2 separate regions of the Homo sapiens genome follow, and region 2 is linked to region 1. Evidence: chromatin loops called from intact Hi-C (ENCODE). Cell type or tissue: endothelial cell of umbilical vein. All regions are shown on one strand.

What was found. Hi-C counts contacts between places; a loop is a spot of excess contacts. Peaks named below come from ENCODE experiments on the same cell type or tissue, not always from the same donor. Only the 100,000 strongest peaks of a DNase experiment are listed, where the experiment ranks them.
Region 2: it touches region 1 in a loop (2.0-fold over the local background); 1 of 110 quality-filtered maps calls a loop at or near these places.

What each region holds. Positions count from the first base shown.
Region 1 is chr2:136,863,160-136,865,659 of GRCh38, forward strand. The region is part of intron 1 of THSD7B (thrombospondin type 1 domain containing 7B); the gene reads left to right. Among named protein-coding and RNA genes, the nearest start is that of THSD7B, 99 kb to the left of the region's middle. In endothelial cell of umbilical vein, no CTCF peak of the experiment used is centred here; a DNase peak (open chromatin) is centred at 942; H3K27ac peaks cover 348 bases.
Region 2 is chr2:137,183,760-137,186,259 of GRCh38, forward strand. The region is part of intron 7 of THSD7B (thrombospondin type 1 domain containing 7B); the gene reads left to right. Among named protein-coding and RNA genes, the nearest start is that of THSD7B, 420 kb to the left of the region's middle. In endothelial cell of umbilical vein, no CTCF peak of the experiment used is centred here; no DNase peak of the experiment used is centred here.

The DNA of each region.
Region 1 (2,500 bases):
ACAGGTTACTTTGTTAATTAAATCTTTACTCATTGTATGCCCAGCCATTGGCGATTAGTTGGTAAGCATCCTGAAAGGTGATTCTGTGTGTATGTCCCCCTTGTTTTCACCGGAACCCAGCACTCCACCTGGTCTCTGCATTCTGCATTTGTCACTATTTGATGTTGGCAAGTTTTGAGATGAAATACAGTGCTGGAGGAGGAGCAGAACCTTGAGATTCTGTTCACTGTGATACTGAGATGTAATATCATGAAGTTAGGTGTGTCAGCTTTTCACAGCGCCCAAGGGGCCATCCAGATCCTTTTGCAGTAGAGTCTACAGCCATACCACCCGGAACACGCCTGATCTCATTAGGTCCTTTTGCACCAGAAATTAATCTACTACTGAATGAAATCAGCCGAAAGATGGCTGTCGCAGTGACTATCATTGTGATGGAATTTGGCCTCATTTCTCTGAATAGAAAGCCAATTGGAGCTGAGAATATTGAGAGAAGGAGATGTTGCAATGTATTTTGGTTGGCTTAGGGTCTTAGGAAGAGGGTTCCAGCCACAACTATTAGAGGTAGAAAAGCTGTGCAGAGAGGAGTAGATATTTCTGTGTTTGACTGTAAGCTTTCATTATTGAGCTTCAACAAAAACAAATCAAACTGATATTAACCTCTTACAAGGGACAAATCATTTACGTTTATTTTACTTTTCGTGATAAAAGATGTAAAAGTTATCCAGCAACGAGCCTTGGTGATTTACAGGACCGTGAAACCCAAGGGTCTGCTTCCTGCTTGGCTCCAGGCATTTCCATTAAAAGTTGATGGTGGCTCTGTGTTTAGATAAGCTTTGTGCTGCATGACGGAGGGAGAGGCATGTCCTGTCTTTGCTGCTTAGAGAGGAATGGCTACATAGGGAAACAACACTATTTTTAAAGTAGTCATTACAGTTTATTTTGCCGCAGATTATTTTCCTTCCTGGGAAAAACATTGTTTCACTGACAAATTGCCAAAATCCACACAGTTCAGTGAAGTGGCCTTGCTGAGTTGGCTTCCTCAAGCAGGCAGCAGATACTTATTAAGTGCTCAATATATGCTCCAAATTGTGCCACATTTGGTGTTGGGTACACACAGTGTGTTCTCTGGATTTTCTTTTTTGAAAAAAATCTGCAAAATTCAAGTAGTCTGAATTACACAGCCTGAATAAATGTTCTTGTTGAAGCTTGGAAAAGTAAGAGGACAAAGAAGAATAAAATCTCTCATATTTCTACCATGCAAATACAACGAACATTTTTAGTATATGTCTTCCAAAAATTTAATGTATGTATTTTTGCTCATAATTTTCATCAGCTATAATATTGAGTTACTTTTTAAACATATCATATTTCTTTTTTATCATTTTCTATATTTTCTTTTCTTTTTTTTTTTGAGACAGAGTCTCACTCTGTTGCCCAGGCTGGAGTGCAGTGGTGCGATCTCAGCTCACTGCAAGCTCCACCTCCCAGGTTCACATCATTCTCCTGCTTCAGCCCCCCGAGTAGCTGGGACCACAGGCTCCAGCCACCATGCCCGGCTAGTTTTTTGTACTTTTAGTAGAGATGGGGTTTCCCCATGTTAGCCAGGATGGTCTTGATCTCCTGACCTCATTATCCGCCCACCTTGGCCTCCCAAAGTGTTGGGATTACAGGCGTGAGCCACCGTGCCTGGCCTATTTTTATACTCTTGATAGCTGAGTAATATGGCTACATAATACTCCATGGAGAAGACATGACAAAATTATTTCATTATAATAGACACTTAGGTTGCTGCCTTTCTAATCAATATTACCATGTGTCTAATTAAAATTAATAATAAGTTCTGATATGAATTCTTTTGTGCACAGTTTGGATTATTTCTGTACTGGGTTATTACAGTACTGGATTATTTCTGGAGCAGTTGTTGCCCTGTCCAAATCCCCTTTACCTGGCCAGGTACTGTGAATGCTGGTTGCTCATGGATCACAGCCCTCTCCTTCCTAGAGAACTGCCCTTTGCCTCTTGGAGGCATGTCCAGAGAAAGGGGCCATTTTGGCTAAGGATGTGGGAAACCATGCTTCATAGAGAATGGTGGAGAGGGCTGGACATGTTTGGCTGAGAAGAGACAAGGCTTGGAGCTTCATTGCATTGGGAAAGATGAGACATACTTTAGCTATAATTACCAACAGAAGAGTTAAGATCAAAGGCTTTAGATTAAAAAAGGAGAGCACCTATTTCAATTTGAGATCCATGTCCTAATATTTGGACTGGGCTGCTTGGTGGGACATTGGATTAATTTTCTGTCATTGGAAATATTCAATTACTGCACAGGGTATTAGAGAAACTTTGAGCTATGGAGATCTCTTCCAACATTCTTCTGATTCCTTGATCCTTCAAATGTTTGTCTCAGTACTATCAATATGCTCTTCTATGTTTTAACATTAACTTCAACATTCATTTCTTCTTGTCCATGTGAGTTAGAAGATGCAAGAAAAGCTTGTCT
Region 2 (2,500 bases), 320 kb after region 1:
TGGATGTAGGCCTTTACATGCAATAGGAAAGAACATCTATGGAAAATCAATTTCTTTGTTGTGAAAAATGGCTCATTGTCATTTCTAACATTTTACTTTGGGCTGATTTCATTTTTAGTGTTCAAATTTGTTTATGTCATACAATAAGGATGAAAAATGCCTGTGTTCTCTAGCGGTTTTGATTAAAGATAATGGAACCTTCTGTTTATATACTACTTTCCACTTTCAAAATGCTTACTTTCACTTACATTATTTCATTTTACTCCTTATAACAGCCCTGCATGGTGGTCAGGCATTGGTGGTTCTCACAGTTCTGCAAGCTGGAAATCCAAGATCAAGGAAATAGCCAGGTTCAGTGTGTCTAGTGAGGAGTCCATCTCTCCTTCCAAGATGGTGCCTTTTTCCTGCATCTTCAGGAGAGAAGGGACACTGTGTCCTCGTATGGTGAAACGCAGAGGAGGGAAAAAGGGCTAAGCACTGTGAGAAACCTCTATTACAAGGGCCTTAGTCCCATGCAGGAGAGAGGAGCCCTCATAACAAAATCTCTTAATGGCCCCTCTTCTTAATATTATCACATTGGCCATTAAGTTTTAACTCATGAATTTTTGAGGGTACACATTCAAACCACAGCAGTGACTTACTCCCATTTTACAGCAGAGGAGATTGAAAATAAGGGAGGGTTAAGACATGCCTGTGATCACAAGACAAGTGTATTTACAAAGTCTGAGCTCCTGAATCCTAGGATTCTATGTGGAAACACAGTTGAGACAGCTACTATGAAATAATGAAATTTATATATCTAAAAATGTCTATCACTTATGCAATCTAGGGGAATTTTTTAAAATTCCACATGTACATATCCATATTCATATCAACTGTCTATATTTGTCTATATTGTCTATATGTCATATGTCTAAGTCTATATCTATATCTAGCTGCTTCTAACATTCTCATTCCTTAGACCAATATTTTGGGCAAGAGAAGAAAAGAAAGCCAGAGATCCAGAGGCAAGGCAAAAATAATAGAAAGCCCACTGTACTAGAAAACTATTCTTAAGGCATAGATGGGCCAAAACTAATTTGAAATTTGTTTGGAAGTGATAATAGGCATTTGGGAATATGAGGCTTCATTCTACTCTCCCAAAATGAAATTATTGGGAAAAGTTCTTTATTCTCTTTTGAATTATATATAGTTAGTTATAGTCACAGATGAATGACTTTTAGCTTTTTGTTTTGTTTTGTCATTCCCTCATTCTCTCAGGTATCACAACAAATAGTGGACAGCTACATTATGGAGAATAAAAATGGCATGCCTGATCAAAAGCTTTGGGTGGCCCCAAAAAGGAGCCCGAGAATTGGCAAACAGTTATCCAGAAGAGAATATATTTCATACAATAAAAGCAACATATTTATATAACTTATTAAAGAAAAAAATTTGTGTGGAGTCTCTAGCCACAGGGCTGACTGCAAAGTTATATCTCTAGTGCCTTTTTTTTTTCAACTTTTATTTTAGATTCTGGGGGTACATGTGCAGGTTTGTTACAAAGGTATATTGTGTGATGCTGATGTTTGGGGAACGATTGAATCCATCACCCAAGAAATGAGCATACTCCCCAATAGGTGGTTTTTCATCCATCCCTTGCCCCCTTTTATACTCTCCAGTATCTATTGTTCTCATATTTATGTTCATGTGTACTCATGTTTTAACTCCCACTGATAAGTGAGGATATGCAGTATTTGGTTTTCTGTTCCTGCTTTAGTTCACTTAGGATAATGGTCTCCAGAGCATCCATGTCACTGGAAAGGACATGATTTTGTCCTTTTATACGGCTGCATAGTATTCCATGATGTATACATACCGCATTTTTTAATGCAATCCACCTTTGATGGGCATCTAGGTTGATTCTATGTCTCTGCTATTGTGACTAGCTCTGCAGTGAACCTATGAGTTCATGTGTTTGTGGTAGAACAGTTTATTTTCCTTTGGCTATATACTCAGTAGTGAGATTGCAGGGTTGAATTGTGTTTCTGTTTTAAGTTCTTTGGGAAATCTCCAAACTGCTTTCCACAGGGACTGAACTCATTTACATTCCCACCAACAGTGTATAAGCATTCCCTTTTCTCTACGGCCTTGCCAGCATCTGTTGTTTTTTGACTTTTTAACAAAAGCCATTCTGACTAAGATGGTGTCTCATTGTGGTTTTGATTTGCATTTCTCTGATGATTAGTGATGTTGAGCATTTTTTCATGTTTGTTGTCCACTTGTATATCTTCTTTGGAGAAGTATCTGTTCATATCCTTTGCCTACTTTTTAGTGTGGTTATTTTGTTTTTGCTTGTTGATTTAAGTTCCTTGTTGATTTTGGATATTAGGCCTTTGTTGGATGCAGAGTTTGAAAATATTTCTTCCCATTCTATAGGATGTCTGTTTACTCCATCGATAGTTTTTCTTGCTGTGCAGAAGCTCTTTAATTTAATTAGGTTTCACTTGTCAATTTTTGT